Regions from separate parts of the Homo sapiens genome. Here region 1 is linked to region 2. The links are chromatin loops, found by intact Hi-C in ENCODE. Cell type or tissue: mammary epithelial cell. All regions are shown on one strand. Links, peaks and the distances in the headings refer to the core of each region. The heading gives the core; the rest is flanking DNA.

What was found. Peaks named below come from ENCODE experiments on the same cell type or tissue, not always from the same donor. Only the 100,000 strongest peaks of a DNase experiment are listed, where the experiment ranks them.
Region 1: a loop joins it to region 2, with 2.0 times the contacts of the local background. A loop is called at or near these places in 2 of 110 quality-filtered maps.

What each region holds. Positions count from the first base shown.
Region 1 is chr4:168,838,508-168,848,998 of GRCh38, forward strand. The region is part of intron 10 of PALLD (palladin, cytoskeletal associated protein); the gene reads left to right. It overlaps LOC102723331 (a long non-coding RNA gene), which reads right to left. Exons shown (of 2, transcript XR_007058358.1): 2 at 5,871-10,491. LOC124900809 (a long non-coding RNA gene) reads right to left here and starts at 72. Exons shown (of 2, transcript XR_007058361.1): 1 at 1-72. RefSeq lists an enhancer at 2,484-2,998. In mammary epithelial cell, for the core only: no CTCF peak of the experiment used is centred there; DNase peaks (open chromatin) are centred at 3,894 and 5,324; H3K27ac peaks cover 4,786 bases.
Region 2 is chr4:168,481,430-168,491,920 of GRCh38, forward strand. LOC107986198 (a long non-coding RNA gene) reads right to left here. Exons shown (of 4, transcript XR_001741448.3): 3 at 8,929-9,021; 4 at 5,321-7,879. Among named protein-coding and RNA genes, the nearest start is that of DDX60L, 6.2 kb to the left of the region's middle. RefSeq lists an enhancer at 5,458-6,657. In mammary epithelial cell, for the core only: no CTCF peak of the experiment used is centred there; DNase peaks (open chromatin) are centred at 3,372, 5,762 and 6,062; H3K27ac peaks cover 2,726 bases.

The sequences.
Region 1 (10,491 bases), core at 940-8,939, 360 kb after region 2:
AACAGTCACCTGGCAGAAAGGGAGCCTGAATTTAGCTGGTGAAATGTACACTCAGGATCTGCCCATGGTCAAATTCTGACTCTTAACATCCTTCCACAGTATATTGGAGATCAGAATTCTCTAGTTCACTTCTTGAGGAGAGAGATTATCTTCTAACTCCTTTTTTTTTTTTTTTTTTTTTTTTTTGCTGTGTCATTTACTTGGAGCAGAGTCCTGCACTTACTATGTGTATGGTTAATGCTTGTTGAGTGACTGCTACAGGAAACCTACACACTTGTCCAGAAATTTCATTTAAGCTTTTCGTCCTAATTGTCACATTGTTCTCTCCCTTTTCTGAAATGCTGTGATGTTCCTAGTTCCCAAAACAGTACTTGTATAGCAATTACTGTTAATTATTTCATTGAGTTAATCTCATTCCCATAACGGATTAAGTTTTAGACTAAGAAATAATTTTTTTTGTTTGAGACATGAACTCACTACCTTCACCCAGGCTGGAGTGCAGTGGCATGATCATGGCTCGATGCAGCCCTGACATCCTGGGCTCAAGTGATCCTCCCACCTCAGTCTCCCAAATAGCTGGGACTACAGGCATGCGCCACCACGCCCAGCTAATTTTTTGTATTTTTAATAGAGATGAGGTCTTGCCATGTTGCTCAGGCTGGTCTTGAACTCTTGAGCTCAAGTGATCTGACCTCTCAGCCTCCCAAAGTGGTGGCATTACAGGTGTGAGCCACCGCGACTGGCTAAAAATTCTTAATTGTATACTCTTTTGTAGTATTCTCTTGGGACCACCTAAGTCAAGCCTCATTCCCACCAGATGGTGCCCCTGTTGGGGGCAGTGAAGAAGCCTTCTATGTCTGTTTCATGACTCCTTCTTGGCTGGCACACTGTTGTGGGCGCTCTGTAGGTAGTCAATGGGAAACGGGAAAGCTACTTGCGGTTAGAATAATACGAGAACTAGATATTGGTAATCTCAGCTGAGCGAATGGCAAAGGAACTGATGAAGCAGGTGGATTCCAAGGCTAGTTAGGAGAAGGAATTGACTACAAGTGGTGTTGGTGGGATGGGAGGGGTGAGGGAGGGGGGATGGGAGGGGTAAGGGACGGGGGTGCATCAGAGGTTACTCCCAGGGCTCTGCCAGACCCTGGGTAGATGGAGCCGCCGTTTTACAGAGGTAAGGACAAGAGTTTAGTTTTGAACATTCCAAGTGGAGATGTCCAGGACACAATTATATACCTAGGCTGCCATTCTGGGAGGAGATCTGAGTGGGAGACCATGATTTGGGAATTATCACCACAGATGGTAATTTAAGCCTTGGGAGAGGATGAGTTTGCCCCCAAAGAGAGCATAAAGTAAGAAAATTGGGCTCTCCGTGTTTCAAGGTTGACTAAAGATCCTGTCATTTGACTAGGCTCTGCTATAGTCTGCAAAATCTGCCCAGGGACAGAATATTGAAGTAAATAAAGTGTATTCCAGTGAAACCTCAAATAGATTGATTCAAAACTGGAGTTAGAAAAACTTGTGGTTTTTCTTGGTAAAGCTTCATTTTCTATTTGTCTTCATAACTATAAATGGATGTATTTGTGTGGAAGATGTAGATTTTTTTTAAAAAAAATCTATTTTTGGCTCTATTAAGAGACAAAATGAATCCAAATGTATTCCATACTTCTCTCACATTGCACCATTTTGTTATGTAACAGAGAACGTTTGAGTACATACTGTCCACACCAGCAACTATAAATCTGTCCTGGCAAGTGACTGTAAGATACCCAGGAACAAGAGATAAGGAGCTCGCCTCTCCAGGGAGAAGCTTTTATTTGCAAGAGAGAGAGTGATATACAAGAACTTGCAAATGTCTTTGAAGGGCAGAAAAAATCAGCTAGGGCTAATAAGGCAGCTGTCCAAGTTCATGATTCCTTGGCCCTTCTTTATACACAACCACCAAGAGTTGTCAGTTTGCAAACCTAGAAAAGTATACCATTGTAATATCAGTTCATCTCCCGCTTTTCCAGAGCTACTCAGAAGCGTGGTGGATGCTTAGTGAAACGACCAGAGGTGTGAAGCTGCCAGACCTTTACCCAGATCAACTTCTTTGACTCAGGGTACAAATGAACAACGTAGTCTGACAGCTCACCTAAAAGTTATTTGGAATGATTTTATATTGAGAGATTTTTTTAAAGCCTAAATTTAGATTCATCAGAGCATATCAAGGTTGAGATATGTGAAAGGCAGTGCTATATGGGAGGGTCAAGTTCCATTCGTTTAAAAATACCAGGACATTTGCTGCTGTTTAGTAGGGGAGTTGGGTAGGGTAGATATCCTCACCTCCACTATACAGATTTATTTATTTATTTATTTTTTGAGACCAAGTTTCGCTCTGTTGCCCAGGCTGGAGTGCATTGGTGTAATCTCGGCTCACTGCAACCTCTGCCTCCCAGGGTCAAGCAATTCTTCTGCCTCAGCCTCCTGAGTAGCTGGGATTACAGGTGCGTGCCACCACGCCTGGCTACTTTTTGTATTTTTAGTAGAGATGGAGTTTTACCATGTTGGTCAGGCTGGTCTCAAACTCCTGACCTCGTGATCCTCCTGCCTCGGTCTCCCAAAGTGCTGAGATTACAGGTGTGAGCCTCTGCGCCCGGCCCACTATATAAATGTTTAAGAATTAACATGTATAAAGGTTGGGACTTTCCCAAGGTGAGCTGTTGGACCTGGATCTCCTGAGGCCAACTGTGTTTTTCTTCTCAGCACAGCAAGCATCCTTTGAGATGCAGAGTGATCTTACCACTTGAAAATGTGCATCAAGGGCAACTGCAGAATTTTCCAAAAGCTTAAGCACAGATGGCAAATCTGGCAAAGTCAAATTGAGAACACTGACTACATGTTCAGGAGGAAAGTTTTTAAGGGTAAATGCTTAAAAATCCTGAAGACCAGTTTATTTGGGAAAGCAATTCCAATGGAAAAGTGCGGTTGGCTTACTGAGGGAACCACACAGTGGCAGTTTCTACAACTTGGCCAGCTGCCCTGGGCTGGCAGTTGAGGAGAAAATGCAGCAGTGGGGTTGAGTAGACACCTCAGCCACGGAGTGACAGTCATTGTGTTCTAGGTACCACCTGACCGCTCTCTGTCTGCTCCTTCTGTGGCTCTATAATATCTGAGCTCCTGGGTAAGCTCCATGCAGCCTCTACAACTCTGCTTGGAGCTCAGTTTTCCTATGTGTTTATTTTGATTTTGTCTACTTATTAAGTTAAATACAAATCTGAAAATGAAAGAATAATCACCTTGGACTCCTGAATGTTTGCTCAATGTCATTTAGCTCCCATTGTTTCCTGTCACCATAGCAGTCTACTGAAATCTCTCAGCATATATTTCAGAATTACTCTGATAGTGAAAGATTTCCTATCCTATGTAGTCCAACAATTATTGGTTTATTATGTGAAAAATAAAGCAAGTATGTAGCATTTACAGAGTAATCCAGCTCCACTGTTAATACTGTCATTTGAAGAGTTAGCAAGGAATGTGATGAAGACTGAATATCTTGAAACAAAGTTTGGTTGTGCAGTTGCTCTGCTATGAATTATGGGTCTGATTCCCCTCTTTATATGTGGCTTTTGGATTTTCTTCTGCCCTTGAGGTAATCTGCTCCTCCTTTCATTCACCGTGCTTTTAGGTTTGGTTTCAGATACAGCATCCCTTCTGCTACATTCTTTAAAGTTAAAAAAAGAAAAACAATTTCACTTTTATTGGTGATGGGCATTCAACTGAAATTACAAATCGGGAAAACATGACATTCCAGCTCACAGCAGTCTGATTAAAGGTGGAACTCTTATGAAACCACAGGATCTGACTGAACATATGGATCATCTTCTGGCAAGCTTAACAGACACCTGATGTTTTCCTTGGCCATCCAGAAATCTGCATCCTGGTGTAGATATCATGAGTTAATGATGGAGTCAAGTGTAGAAATGTGTCTGGGACTTGCAGACCTCTTGCTTTGTGATACTTTCTTTTATTTTCTTAACTGGCTGAGAAAATGGCTGTCACTCCAAGTCTATCTTCTGATGGGCTGGTAGCTCTCATTCAGGCCATCCACAGCCAGCTGCCTTTCCCCAGACAACCTACATTGCCTTGAGTCTTCTCTTAAAGCAAAAAGACTAGAGGAGAGGAGTGCTACTTTCTTCTCAGCCTTGCTGTCCCTGTCATGTAAGGAGGTACTTAAAAAGCATTCCTATCCAGTTCTCTCTATCTGCTCCGTCTTCTCTCCATGCCCTCATGGAGTACTTGGTAAAAACATTTAAGTAGATGACTTTATGGAATATGATTCCCCGGTTTTGGAGAAATAAAAAGATGAATCTCAGACATCAGTAAGGGCCACATTCTAGTTCAAATTATAAGCCTGTACATAATCAGTAAAACTATATTAGAAATAAAAGCTTCTCAAAAATCCCAAGTGCTCGTTACCCAAAAAATGATGATAGACGGGGGTCCCACAAATGTGTAGTTGTGTATATGTCATAGTATACGAAGGCCAGGGAAATACATAGTGCCACCTGACCTAACCAGCTGTTAAGCATAATTACTGTGGTTTTGCCAGAAAGGAATTCTAAATGCAGGAAGGTTTGCCATTAGTGGGCCACAGAACATGAAAGACTTCCCTGCAAACCTTTTAGAAAATTTATGCTAGTTTATATTTCAGGAGGTAATACCCATTGGATATACTCTAATTTGGGAAACATGGGATGATTAATGAATTGATACAACCTCTAGACCAGGGGAACAGAAGAAAGTTTGGCTTGCAAAATCACAGGCTCCACCTGGTCAGCGCTTATCTTCCTTGTTTAGCTCAAGTTAGGTAAGTTTACCTAATACTCCTTAAAAGGAGTATTTTAAATTTATGTTTGACATTTAATGATTTCAGATAGTTCTTGGACATCAGGATAAACAAATTCAGTGTAGCACATACGTAGTATAAGAATTCTGTTGATATAATGCCGCAGTCATAGTTGTAGCCCATTATTCCAGGTAATAATGATGCTACAATTAGAAAGTTTTCCAATTGTAGTTTTGATTTGCACAGTAGTAATTGCTGTTTCTATTTTCATAGGCAAGGAGAATCCACACATGAATTAGAGGCTTTCCATATTAGGCTTTTTGGAGACATAGACATGGTGGTGATCGCATGGGGTGTTTGAGAAAATGGAGACTAATTGAATGCAAAGTATTCTGTGGGGCAAGCAGAGTAAAGAATCCAGTCAAATGATGTCAGCCAAGGATGGCAAGCCCATGCCCGAAAAACTGGCAGCAGCTCACCCATACCAAGCCACCTGAGACATTTCCTGGGCTGGAAACAACGTTACGGAAATTGAACTTCCGTGCCAAATTTACCACACCTCGCCAAAGCCTGGGCACCTCTCTTATTCATGGGTGCCTCAGGAGTAATTACAGCTTTATAGCATATCTACTAAGAACTTTAGTGAAAGTGAAAAGGAGTCGGTAACCTTGAATTTTAGCAAACTAGAGAAGGAAGATGTGGGTGTCCTTTCCTCACGCGTTAACAAGGATGCTGTTAGGTTGTCTATCTACTCTGAATCCCTACTTAGGAGGAAAGTCACGTATCTGGTTGTGCAAATCAAAGAGCTTTGACAGTTTGTTTTTTGTTTGTTTTTATTTGGGTGCAATTTTTCTAGAAGACTAAATAACCTGTAAAAGATTAAAAACCATGATTGAGTGTGCCTAGAAATAAAGACCACCCTTGACTGGGCTTTTTCTACCCAAGTCCAAGTGAACTGCTTTATCCATTTAGTCAATACATATTCAGTGATGCTGGTTATTTACAAAGTATTTTATCTACATTCTGTATTAATTCTCAACAGTCCTGTGAGATCATTGTTTATTCTTGTTAATACACATATACGCACACAGAAGAGAGAAGTGGGGAACCCCACAAGCCTTGAGAATTTCAAGAATTTGTGGATTTCAGAATGGTTGAGCAGCTCATAGCTTTTCTAACACTGAACTTTTCTCTCTCCAAGTCCCAGTCGCTCGTCAAAAACTGTGCCATCAGCGCAAGACCCTGTGATTTCTGTGGTATTCTAATTTTATCTGAGATTTATTAGAATATATGAGGTGGAAAAAAAAGTTGTGCAACAGGAGATTGGACTCTGGCATCCCACAGCGTATCTTCCCTGCCAACTTCCTAATAAAGGGTGAACTCCAAATATTAAAAAGTTATTAACGTGCTTGAAAGTCTTTCCAAATGCTTCAAAAAGCTAGCAGACACATCCAGTATCATTTATTCAGCAAACATGTACTGAGTTTGTTTTGTGCTCAGCATTCCCGACTAAGTAGGACATTGACCAGGCCATCATGGGTTAGGCTCGGAAGGGAGGGGCCCAGATGCAGAATGAATTGATTAGTTCTGTGGGTGAAACAGATTCAGTGTCCTCTGAGGAGGGACTGACCAGCTCTGCCTGGGGGAGTAAGGAGAAGCTTCAGGAGAGAACCAAGAGCTGAGAGTGGAGAGTTTGGGAGAAGGCTGAAGCTGGGTAGAGAAGCTGGAGGGGGGAGGGCTGTGTGTCCGGAGGATGGCAGGTGACTGGTGTGGCTAGAGAGGCACCGGAGCAGAGGAGGTGAGGGAGGCTTTACCAGCTGTGGAAGGCCTTGCTTTCCACACCCAAAGTGCCATGGAAAACATGAAAATGTGCTTTCTATCAAGGGATACGGTCAGAAATCGAACAAAATATTTCCTACCTGTCTATATCATTGGAGAAATTGTTCTAGGTCCTTTAAGGAATTTTAGGACCCTTACTAACACCTTTCTTCTTTTCCAATAGCATCATCTGTCTTAGATAATAGTTGGCCCTCTGGATCCCTGGGTTCCACATTCATGGATTTAACCAACCACAGATCAAAAATATTTGGAAAAACAAAACAAAAACAGTAATACAACAATAGAAATAATACAAGAAAAAAAGCAATATAGCATGACAGCTATTTATATAGCCTTTACATTAGGTATTATAAGTAATCTAGAGATGATTTAAAATATACAGGAGGATGTATGTAGGTGATGTGCAAATGCTAGGACATTTTTTTATCAGGGACTTGAGCATGTGTGGATTTTGGTATCCGAAGGGTTCCTGGAACCAGTCCCCCTCAAATACCGAGGGACAACTGTACTCACGAGACAGGTTGTTAGAGTTTAAGAGATTCCTAAATCATAAAACCTCTTGTAAAAAGGAAGACTTATACATACAAAGAACTCAGCTAGTCAAGACTAAGAAAGTACCAGTGGGAAGTAAAGCCACGGTTTTAAATAGTAATGTAATGAATGCTTCCCAAGGGCTTGAAAGTCGTTTGTCTTAAGCAGCACTTTTGCCAATTGTTATACTACTGATTTATTTGACAAGCCCCCTTTTTAGTTGTTAGTGAAAATCTCAGAGGTATCACAGATTTCAAATTAATGTGGTCTCAATCAGTGAGGCTTCCTCTTGCAATAATCTGAGATGGCAAGTAGCTGTTCTAGGATACCTCTTTTTGCTACTCTTCTGTCCCTTAACTGAATGTCATTTCAATACCAAGTCCTCTTCTCTAATATGCATTCAACCATGCATGTACAAATATTGACTTGTCCCTTTGCTCAACCCTAAGCCCACTGCACGCTTTACTATTTTCATTCTTACATAAAAGATCTAGAACAGAAAATAGATTGGAAGTACTATATAGATCCACTACATACAGTCAAGGGGAAGTCTCAAGTTTTCTCATGTTTCCTTTTATAACGTGGACAACTGAAAGTTAAATATGTCCGTTTGATATGGGTAATTTAAGCAGCTATAGGTACTTGGTGATTATTGTAAACCTAAGACCTTAAATAATACATAAGGAATCAATTTCAACACTAATAACATCTGATCAACAAAGAGTTCCTTTTATAAGATGAGAACGGCATGGAATTATTTCTAGTTGCCTTAAATGAATTTTAAACACCCGTTATGCGAGGGAGAGTAGGTATGGTCTGTAAGAGGAACTCCAGGAAGCCCATGTGGAATTTTGCAGTTTCCTCTTTACAGGTGACCTGTTAAACAGCCTGCATGTCATGGTAGTGAGATGTAACAGAAAAGCTATGTTAATTAAGGTGACTGATTACCATTCAAATACATGTAAATCACAGTCTACCCAGAGGAAGATAGGAGTCCTCTAACTGCAGGCTTCTTCCGAAGAATTAAAGGGCTTTCTGAAAAGCTGAGGCTCTCAAAGTGTGGGTATGGTACCCACACTGGTGGTGTCAGCATCACCATCACTGGGTACATGTCCATGGCATCCAGTGGGTACCAGGACATCCATTTCTTACCCACTACTAGAAATAAGCAATTCGCTTACGGTTAGCAATATTACCATGAAAAAATGTTAATTTGACAATATTGAGACCAAAGCAAAACAGAATTTTGATATTTGCTAAAAAAGAAAAGGCCTGAAATTAGTGGGCTGGTTGAAAGGGGACTGGAATTGCAAGCTGCTCCCATCTGCCATTCCAGCTTTTAAGGCTTCTTAATTGAATTGGAAGCTCAGTTGAAAAAAGAAAAGGATCATCTATTCTTTCCTCTGTTTTCAGATAAAGTCCTAAGAACTTTTTTGAGGGCAATTTATACCCATTAAAATGTCAAATTCACATATCCTTTGACCCAATAATCTCATTTCTAGACATGTTTGCCACAGAAAACTCAAAACAAGTATACAGTACAAATTAGTTGTACAGGCAGCTTTATTGCTACACTATTTGCACTAATGAGTACTTGAAGAGAGCATGTCTATCATTAATAAAGAATGGTTTATACTATGGAATACTATGAGGCCATTCAAAAGCATGAAATAAACCTTCATGTACCAACATGGAAGGATACCCATGATACATCGTTGAAAGATACAAGATCACTGAGGGAAAATGTGCATATGCTTCATCCAACTTTTGTGAACAAAAACCCAAACATGTAAACATATGGGTGTTGTAAGTATTTATATTTGTATAGTAAAGGTTCTGGAAAGATAGCACCAAGATTTTATTGGTGTTTTGCCCTGTGGAGTGGAATTGTATGAGGATTGGTGGTTATGTGGGAAATTCTTTACATTTACTTTATTATCGTACTACTTTCACTTTATTTTTTAATTAATATTTTATCTTTAATTTTTGTGGGTACATAGGTGTGTATATGGGCTATTTGGATATGGACATGCAATGCGTAATAATCACATCAGGGTAAATGGGGTATCCATCACCTCAAGCACTTATCCTTTGTATTACAAACAATCCAGTTATACTCTTATACTTTCTGATACTTCAGTTTCTCACAATGAATATTCCTTTTCTAAAAAAGAAAAAAAAAGGAAGAAACTAAGTCCCAGGCATATTAAGAGAGAGCTAATTAGCTGTAGAACTAATTCTGACACTCTATTTCCCAATCAGTATTATTCAGAATTATTTTTTACTTCCCTGTAATAGTTACTCAATTTTAGAGCCAGAATTTAGCCTAATCTACTCATTTAACCTCTAAGAAAACTGAGCCCAGGGGGTGCTAAGTTCCTGGAGAGTGGTCCTCAGGTGGTGACTGAGGACTGAGTTAGCCTCCTCCGGCAACCCTACCCCCGTCCCACCCCACCCCACCCCACCCCACCCCTGGGCAAAGTGAAAGTGAAGCAAACTGAGAGGAACTCCTCCACTGTCCCTTCTGCTTACTCAGCAGATGGGAGCCAGCCACTTTGTTTTGTCCTGGGGCCTGTCCTTGATGGCTTCTAAGACTAAAAATCAAAGCTGTAAATTTGTGTAATTTAGAGATTGAAGGTACTGATCGTTGTTGTCAGTGACTGGAAACCAGGCCTATTGAGCAAGAGCCATTGTTCAGTGCCTGTCAGCCCAGAGAGTGTGCCGAATGCACTGGCCATCTTAGACACAGATCTACTTGGTGGTGTTCTGTGTTTTTTCTCCTAAAAGAAGGCTTCTCACACCACCACTGATGAGAAAACAATTCGAGGAAAACGTAGGCACACTCAGTACATGAAGGGAGACACTATTAAAAGCAAAAAGAGGGTTATTGTCAAACTTAGAACGATGCTAATTTGAGTTCTGAGCTCTAAAACTGGTAGAATTCAAACATTAAATGTAGAATGTACTAGTATTCTATGCCTTAAACAGTTGAAAGGAAAGGCTTACATTGGCAAAATGTATTTCACACCAAATAATGATCCTAAATCAGTCTTTTGCAACGTCATAAGATGCAGCTTTGTAAGTATACTTTATTTCTAAACTTTACCAATCTCAAAGGCTACCTGGAGCTCTTATTTCTGAAATAATTTCAAGATGTTCATTCTCTACAGTTTTGTGGTATGATTAACTTCGAAGTCCACTGCAGACACAAATGAACTTTCCCTAAAATGCAACACGAGAGTACTAACTACAGTCAGTAAAGATGAGAGGGGGTTATTTTGTAGCTCTTCCTG
Region 2 (10,491 bases), core at 1,666-9,665:
TCTGATACTGGACCTTTGTATCATAAGAATGCATTTGCTAGCAGCAGAAAATTGGGCTTTGCTGTAAAAGCATTCATTGAGCTTTTTATGTGCCAGGCAATAGGCTAAGCCCTTAACATGTATTATCACATTAAATCTCACAGAAATCCCATGAGCAACTTTACTGTTGCTATTTTATGGATGAGGTAAATAAGGCTTAGAGAATTCAATTACTTGTCGATGACCCTACAGGTAGTTAATGGTAGCCAAGACTTCAAAATTTAATTCCAAAGATAATATCTACAATATTCTCTGTATATATTATCTCATTCCAGTTCTTTTAAATACTACAGTGTCATTATTCCTCCCCCAAAGCACATACAATTTAATGGGGATTTCCTCTTTTGGTTGTAGAAGTGGGCCCTACATGTTCTTAATATAATTGACTGTCTGCTGTTGTTTTTCTCTCTTAAAGATATAGATGTATCAGGTGGGGATTCCCTAGATGTTAACTCCACACATCCCACTTCCCACCGCAAAGTATATGTACAATGCACATAAGCAGACTCTACTCCAAATCAATATCCAGTTCTCTTCCACTTTAATAATATGTTACCATAACTCCAGCCTGGACATTATCCAGAAACTTGAAAATCATAAACTCCATTTCCACTTTTTAGAGACTTCCCCCTTGCCTCAATCTCTCAGTCTCCTTAGGAGCCCCACTCTTTCACCTCCCCAGGATCAACTCTGTGAACAGGCACTGAACCTTCCTCTCACTAACATTCTCAACTGCTTCATCCACTCTCTTTCCTCTGCACCTTCACTGCAACTTGATCACCTCAATCTAGTAAACCATTTTTTGCCCTTACCAGGACATTGAAGGAAATTGTCTAATATTTTTCACCTCAGATTTACTGTTTATGACTATAGGTTCCTGATCTTTTTTACAGTGGCCCTTAAAACCCTACAGCATCTTGCTGTTCTCTTCAAGTCCACTAAGAATATATCTGTTTTAAAGAGACTCCTTTTAACTGTCTGACACCTCCATCTAGTCCAAGAAGCCCATGACATGCTCCACATACAATATAACCACTCCCTTTTGAGTTGGTTACCTCCAGCTTCCTCAGGAATCTCACTCCATTCCTATATTGTTAACCTCTCTCTATTTACAGCTGTGGTAGACTGAATAATGGTCTCCCAAAGACATCTATGTCCTAATCCTTGTACCTATAAATATGTCATCTTCTGTTGCAAAAAGAACTTTGCAGATATTCCTAAGAATCTTGAGATGGGGAAATTACCCTGGATTATCTGGGGACCTGATATAATCAGAAGGGTCCTTATAAGAGGGAAGGACTATTATCAAAAAGGAACCAGGACAAGGATAATGTGGGAAATTATCAGGATTTCAAGACTGCAAAGGATGGTAAAAGTAAGAGACTCACTGCTGGGAAAACGTACTCTGGAGAAAAAGTCATGAGTACAGCTGGACAACCTTTTGCTAGTGCTTCAAAAAGATCTCTGTGACATACACAGGAAATCCAAAAGATTTCTGAGAATATCAGCAGAAACACTGCCAGCTTGAACTGAAAGGTACAGAGAGAGAATAAAATGAAAGACGGTTATAGGACTCCCAAAATTCCATAAGCAATAAACAGTCTGATAAAACTATTCAGCCCCAAACTTGTGCTATCTTTCATGAAGGATGACTCTGAGGGCAGAGCCTAGAGACACAAATGGTTATTCACAGGCCTTAAAACCTATGGAGTTAGCCTTGCAGATTTTTGAAATTTCTTGGCTTTTTCTCCTTCCATTTTCTCCCTTTGTGAACAGGAATATCTGTAACTGGTACCCTATTCCTGTTCCACCATTGTATTTTTGGAGCAAATAACTTGTTTTCTAGTCTTAAAGCTTCACATATGGAGAGAAATTTTGCCTCAGGATGGTTCATACCCAAAGTCTCAACTATACCTGATTTAATCATTTAGGTCTTTTCAGCAGATGAGATTTAGATGGGATTTTTGGACTTAAGTTGATACTACAATAGATTAGGACTTTGGGGGGACCTTGGAATGGCTCATTTTGCATATGGAATTGATGAGAATGTTTGGGGCAGAGAGTGCAATGACAAATAAATGGCTCCCAAAGCTGTGCATGCCCTAATCCCCAGAATGTGTGCATGTTACCTTACAGGGCAAAATGAACTTTGCATGTGATTAATTTAAAGATCTTGAGATGGAGGATTATCCTAGATTTTCCAGAGTAGGCCCGATGTAATCTCAAGGGTCCTTGTAAGAGAGAAATGGGAGATCAGAGGAGAGAGAAGATGCTGTGCTGCTGGCTTATACATGGAGAAAGGGACCACAAGCTAAGTAATACATGTGCCCTGTAGAAGCTGGAAAAGGTAAGGAAACAGACTCCCCGTTAGACCCCCTAGAAATAATGTAGCCCTACCAATACCTTGATTTTTAGGCTTCGGACCTCCAGAATTGTAACAAATGTGTGTTTTAAGTCACCAAGTTTGTGGTAACTTGCTATAGCAACAATAGGAATCTAATGCAACTGGCATTTACTATTCATTCCATTAAAATGATAAAGTCACTTTCCCCTCCAAAACAATTACAAGAATGAGCCCTGCCCTATTTCACTTTTTTTTTTTTTTTTTTTTTTGACGGAGTCTTGCTGTCGCCTAGGCTGGAGTACAGTAGCATGATCTCGGCTCACTGCAGCCTCTGCCCCCCGGGTTCCAGCGATTCTCCTGCCTCAGCCACCTGGTTAGCTGAGATTACAAGTGCATGCCACCATGCCTGGCTAATTTTTGTATTTTTAGTAGAGATGGGGTTTCACCATGTTGGCCAGGCTGGTTTCGAACTCCTGACCTCAGGTGATCTGCCCGCCTCAACCTCCCAAAGTGCTGGGATTACAGGTGTGAACTACCACACCAGGGCCTCATCTCCTCCTTTTGATCATGGCACTTCATAAGGGTATACAGTCATCATCTCCACTTCTCCTTCAAAGTCCTAAAGTTTATTGGTCTAGTCTATCTTTAGACCAGAATCTGCCCTGAAGCTCCTCTGCCAAACTCATTCATGATGACCTATTAATTGCCAAATTCAAACAGTGCTATGTAGTCCACGATTTATTGACCTATTGGTGATATTCAAGATTTTATACCAGCCTCTCCTTTCTTTTTCTTTTCTTTTCTTTTTTTTTAACTTGAATCAGGGTCTTGATCTGTCTCCCAGGCTGGAGTGCAATGGCATGATCTTGGCTCACCACAGTTGATACATCTGAATTCCATATTCTCTTTTATGTCATTCCTTCCACTCACTAGAATGAGCCTCATGTGTTGTCATCTGGTTTATTGCAAAAGCCTATTCATTTCCTGACTCCAGCCTGTTCTCTCCATTCTGTTTTCCACTCTCCTGCCAGGGTAATTTCTCTAGCATGTAAACCTGATCATGTTACTCCCTGTCTTAAAATCCATTAGCATTTCCTCATTGCTTTCAGATTAATCTGCCTATTGGTATTTCATCTTTTTTTAGAGCTCCCAAACACTATACCTTAATGGTGACAAGTAAGTGTTTTGATTCAGAGGATCTCTCTAATAACAGTTCCATCACGTATTAGCTTCAGTGTATTGGGTAAGTTAACCTCTGTCTTTCATCTCTAAAACGGGAGTTAAAAACAATCCACAGAGTTGTTAAAGGATTAAGTGAATTCAATGTTGTAAAGAGATCAGACACAAAGCAATAGGATGCAGGTATCATTATTATTATTCTCTTCAGGAAATACTGAGAACCATGAATGTAGCACTAGGTAGCTTGTCCTTCCTTGAGTTATGAGACAGATAACAGGGTCTTACTCTGTCTTAAAAAGTCTTAAAGCCTTGTGTTGAGTGGCAACAGTAATATCAATCCATATGCATTCAAACATCGTAATTTCTGGACATTCCTTTCTAGGGATTCACTAAACATGTATGTATGGTGACCTACTACGCCAGACACTTTTTATACACTGATACAAAATATTAAAAACTCCTTCCTTCAGAGTTTACATTCTAGTAAAGAATATAAACAATAACAAGAGAAGTAAAAAGTCCATTGTGTTAGATAAAAATAAGCTATAAGAGAAAAAATACATAGAGAAGAGGAGATATCAAATCCTGATGGGAAAAGAAGATGAAATTTTAGATAGGATAGACAGGGAAAGTCCCACTAAGAAGGTGACTTGACTAAAGATTGGAAGGAAGTTAGGCCATTCTTTTTTCTTGGAGAGACCAAGCCTGGCTGAGGGACAGGGAAATCCCTGAGATAGAGTGAGCCATGTGGGTTCAAGGAGCATTAGAGAGGCCTGTGTGACTGAAGCTGAAGGACTAGGCAAGAGTGGGAGAATGTCACAAAGATAAGGTGAGGAGGCAGATCATGCCTGATCCCAGAGAACAAAAGAGACTGTGACTTTTACTTTGAATGTGATAAGAAGGCATGTCATGGCAAATACATTGAGATTTTATCTTATTTATAATTTACTTTTATTAAATATTTGAACAATTCATGTATACATGTTCCTTTTGTTTTGGATATATGTTAAAGAAAAAATCAAGAAATGAAATTTAATATAAAAATAGTATAACAAATTGTATTCCTTACGTGTTTGACAATCTAACACTGGATTTTTTTCTTTTTTGGTTTGTTTTTTCTCTAATACTGATCATTGTTCTAGTGGCTTTTTTGACAGTTTTTGAGACAAAATTAAGTCAAGATAATGTAATATGTAGCTGTCCCTAGTTATCCATGGGGAACTAGTTCCAGGACCCTCTTGGATACTAAAATCCATGGATACTCAAGTCCCTTATGAAATGGCATATTTGCATATAAATTTTAAATCATCTCTAGATTACTTATAATACTTAAGACAATGTAAATACTATGTAAACAGTTATACTGTATTGTTTAGAGAATGACAAGAAAAAAGTATACATGTTCAATATTTCTGAATATCTTTGATCCATGGTTAGTTGAATCCACAGATGTAGAAGCCACAGAAGGCTGACTATATTATTTCATATATCTATTGTCTTATAAATTTTAAATATACTGCTCATTTTCCTATCCATGTGTTTTTTCTTATTGAATTGCAAGGCCACATCTTGCCAAGGTTTCCTTTCATTTTTTTAACTTGCCTTTTCTTCTTTTTAAATGAAGATTTTGTTTTAGTTTCACAGTTAGGAGCTTTTAAAAGTCATCAGATTTATCGCACTGTGCCTTTATATTTCCTTCATTTGCCCTTATGGATAGAAAACTCCTTCACTACCATAGAGCCAAAAAACAAACAAACAAAAAGGCATGTATTTTATTATGGTTATTTTTGGTTTTGTTTTTTCCATTTAGCACCTGAATTTATGTTGGTATATGGTGTGAGGTTTGATGGCCTAAGTGTGTTTAGTGAATGCCTCAGAGTTAATTCTTCAGACAGATGGCTGGTAAGCCAGGCACTGCCATCTGAAGTGACCCTGATGGGGACAGGGACCAGAGCAGGCCAGGGAGCAGGGTATGCACTGCAGCTGATCTCTCGGGTTTTGGAGACTTGATCCTACACCCTTGCTTTTAGGTGTGAACTTGCATTGCTGGGACAGTAGACCTTAGTCCTTTCTGTGGGGAACTGATTGCATTCCAGGCCTTCTGCCCTGGAAGGGGTCTGCCCTATCACCAACATCCTCACCCCTACATGATTCAGCAGGCTCTTCACTCTTGACTCACAGTGGTAAAACTCCACCCCTTTTTACTCATAACCTCTGCCTGGGCTCACTCCCTTGATCTGAATTAATATACTCTCATAAAGCTACTTCTTTTTTTCTTCAGAGGAATAACTGAAGTCCTCATCCATCCCCCGTGGCTTTCTACTTGATCAGTGTCCCCCTATCAACTTTCTGACCCACTGTCATCCGCAGCCCCCACCTCTCTAGCTGCATACCACTTGGGTTTCTCAGAAAAGCTCAAAGGACGAGGCTTCACCCTTTATGCTACTGAATTCCATTTATCTCCTTATTACTCACCGTCCACACCTATGATCATTGACTGATTTAAAATCTCCCCACCTCCCCCAGTCACTTTTCATACCAGACATAAACACCAGTGCGTAATAGCTGCCTACCCAGCCCAGTTAGAAGCTCCCAATTCCTCAGAGTGGCCTGAGGCAGAATAGTGTCCCTAAGGTCATCTCAGCTTCTAGATCCCAAGTCTGATTCTCTTTCCTTGCCTTCTCACTCATCTGCTAAGCTTGTTTATTGGGCAACACTAAGCAAAGTTAATGATTATTCCAGTCTTTAACTAGGACGTGAGAAGCTCTCTCCCCATCTTCACCCATTTCTGTGAAGCTTTCAGGGACTATGGGCCTCGCACTGATAGCACCTCCCCAGGCTGGGCTGGCCCAGACAGTCGAAGAGTAGGACCAGCCACTTCTCAGCCCAGCTGACATTTGGCAGCTTTGTGATTTTGGATAAGACATCTTCTCTTGGGAGGTCAGACAAGATCAACTCTTCCAGCTATGACATTGCGTGAGGCAATGAAGAGGGGAAAGTCCATGAATGGAAGGTGGAACTTGATTGGATCTGTTTTGTGGGTTCAGGAGAGGTCCTATCACAACTCACTGGAGGTAGGCAAGGTAGGTGAAGACTTCCATGGAAACTTCTGGCTCTGGGGTGCCTGCTTCACTGATGATTGAGTGGGCATCCTAAAGGGTACACCTCTGTCAAAGTAATTCAAAGTCCTGCTCATCATTCAGACTTGGCTTGTCAGGAATCAGGTACACTTGGATAACCTAGCCTTAATTCCATTCAATTTCCTTTTATCTCTTAGAAAAATATGATTACAGTTGTTCCTCAGTATCCAAGAGGGATTGGTTTCAGGACTCCCTGCAGATACCAAAATCTACAGATGCTCAAGTTCCTTATAAAAAAAAATGGTGTAGTGTTTTATATAATCTAGACACATCTTCCCATATACTTTAAATCATCTCCAGATTCCTTACAATACCTAATACAATGTAAATGCTTTATAAATAGGTGTTATACTATATTGTTTTTATTTGTATTATGTTTCATTGTTGTATTGTTGGCTTTTTAAAAATATTTTGGATGCACTGTTGGTTGAATTACCAAATGTAGAGTCCACGGAGGGCTGACTGCATTTTTAGGCTTATAATGCCAACATTTCTTTGACAAGTTCACTCTGTGTTATATTAATTTAGCTTTCATCTGCACAATCATTAGTACCATATTCAATTTATAATTCATAAATAATAAAGCATATTAACAAATGCATATGCTGTCTCTATGGAAAAGTAATTACCTAAAAATGTTATAAATAATCTGTTTTGATTTTACCCTGCAGAAAGTCTTCTTAAGAAACAATATATTCAATGAAACTACAGTCACAGTTACAGAAGTCAAACGAGCACACTGGGTCTGTGATATTTCTACAACAGGCTTTTTCAACACCTGTTAATCAGTCAATCAGAGGAAACCTCAGGGGCTGAAGATACGCCAGCTTGGTGGAAATTCCTTCCCAAAATAGCAATAGCTGAGCAAATTGCTAGGCTGACAGAAGTAGAGTATGCACAGTTCTTGGGATTTTGTGTGAGACAGCAACTGTCTTCGACGGTTGGCATTTTATCAAAGTTTAAATTCTTTGGTCCAACAGCTGATTTCCTCCTTTGTCATATTCTTTCCTATTTGCTTCCCCAGGCAGTGACAGCCATGTCCTTCCACATTAGACTTCTTGGGTAAGCAGCTTCTGAAATTGTTCTACAGCTGTTAGTAGCTGTCTGGCAGAGACCACTCCATTTGCAAGGTTGCTGAATATCGCTAAGTATCTCCATGAGGCATATAAAATGCAAACTTTAAGAGAAACAAAATATTGTTCATTTTGATTTAGGTCAAATAAATGTCAAAGCCTTTCTAAATAACTAATTATCTTGGTAGATTTGCCTTTTCTTTCTAGTAGAGGAAAAAAAAATCACCCTATACAGTTTATTGATGTCTTCATACGTAGTAAAATGTCAAAAGCAACTCAGTTTAAAGCATTAAAACTTCCAGCCATGCAAAGAGTCTTAACTTTTTTTAAGTTATATTCGGACTTCAAAGACTATTGATTTTCTTCCTGTTTCCCTTAGCATAATATAATCGGCATTTTTCCTTTAATATAAACACATCAGAAAAATCATATTTTATGGCTACTTTAAAATTCCATGAGTTTAAGCCATTCCATAACATGCACATTTAGATTGCTTTGATTTTTTCTTCTATAAATAATACAGAATTAAATGTGTTTTTATGTAAAGTGTTTACTGTAGTTAGGATTCTGTCCTTGGAACAGATCAGAGAGAGAGTGGATCAAAGGTTATGACATTTTAAAAGTAGCCAGATGAAGGTGAATGTTCATACAGTATATGCAGAATATGGTTCGCTTGTATATGGGTCTGATTTGCAAATCAGCTCACAAGAGCTGATCCACAGTAGAGGAAATCTGGTTTAAGATTTTTAAAGTCAGTAAAGTTTTTTTTTATTCTCCAAATAGAAACATACTGCATTCAAAATTTCTTTAATTGATTATTCTCTATTTTATACCCAAAGACTTAAAAAAATTTTACTCTCTAGTGGATTAAACAATTAAGAAAGGTTTTTTTAAGATTAAATGGACTTCAGGCTCATGACCGGAATTTTTTTTTTTTTTTTTTTTTTTTCCTTTTTGAGAAATGGAGTCTTATTATGTTACCCAGGCTGGCCTCAAAGTCCTGGGCTCAAGGGATCCTCCTGCCTCATTCTCCCGCATAGCTGGGACTACAGACAGGTACCACTGAGCACAGCAATTTGATGATAAATATAATGCAAATACATACAAATTTCAAACACAAAAAGAAAAAAATGAAGGTTTCCTTTAATCTTACCTTCCGGATATAATAACTAGTATACGATGTGTTTGTTTCACTTAATGCTATATTTGGGATAGCTTATTTCTGTATCACCTCTTGTTTTAGTACCTTAGAAAACACATTTAAAAATCATAATTATTGATAGGGAAAAGTATAAAGAGTAAGAAACAGTAACAGTCAAGATAATCTCTGATGCCATTTTTTTTCTCTGATGCCATTTTTAAAATAACAATACAGCATGTATGTTGGAGTCAACATACAACCCTATTTGCATCCTAGTCAGAATGCATTTTCTCACCAAAATTAACCTATCATCTTCGAGGAAAACTTCAAAATGTTTTATTCATATGTCAGGAAAGAGAGAGAAATTATAAAAATAGATATAAGTATACATACAAATATGATGATGCTCTAACACACTCTCATGTATACTCTTTTTATCCTAAATCTATCTTGAATATATTTCTATGACTACATACATATTTATCCATTCCACTATGATTTTTTTTCCAATTCATGTGAGCCAAAAGAACTTCAATTTGCTGAATGAAGTGAAATAGGAATCCAGTTTTTTAATAATGAGGGGGAAGTCAGTGGAACTGAACAAGGCCAAGAAATAAATCAAAACGTATGTAGTTATTTAATATATGCTGCCAATTCAAAATAATGTTCTTTCCATACAAGAATAAAATATGTCATTTTATTCATCCATTCCTCCATTCCTTGTATCGCCATAAGAAATCTGTTAGTACTCCAGTAGCAATGAAGGGCTACTCCTCTGCCCTTAGCGTTCCTTTTCACACAATCTTCCTAGATATTTTGCCATGCTAATTTGTCTAGGTAAATTTTGTGTCAGTTTTTCTAAGTCCAGCAAAAAATGCTACTTTATTTTTTATTTTTGTTTTTATTTTTTAGAAAGAAGACTTTGCTCTGCCACCCAGAATGGAGTGTGCAGTGGCACAATCATGGCTCACTGCAGCCTGAAACTCTTGGGCTCAAGCGATCCTCCCGCCTCAGCCTCCCAAGTGGCTGAGACTACAGGAACACACCACCACACCTGGCTAAATTTTTTAATTTTTCTAGAGACAAGGTCTCACTATATTGCCCAGGCTGATCTTGAACTCCTGGCCTCAAGCAATTCTCCTTCCTCAGCCTCCTAAAGTGTTGGGATTACAAGTGTGAACCGCTGTACCTGGCAAAAATGCTATTTTAATTGAGATTATATGACAGTTGTAGATTATTTTGATAAAGAACTGATTACATTACAAAATCAATTCTTCCTATATAAGAACGGGATATAGCATTCCATTTATTTCGTTATTTCATTCCTTTCTCTTCTTTAGTATACATTAAAACCTGCATATTAGTTGTTAGTATTCCTTGGTGTTTTATCTCATTACTATATATTGCATCATATGTGTGTATGGATAAATGTGTGTATGTATACACAGTCACACATGCACCTATACCTTAAAATATAATGTTAAAGTAGAACCATTCTCTTCACTTCTCACAAAAGTTTTTTTTTTCCATTGGGACTAGACATTGAATTTTGTCTGAAGACTCACTAACAATATA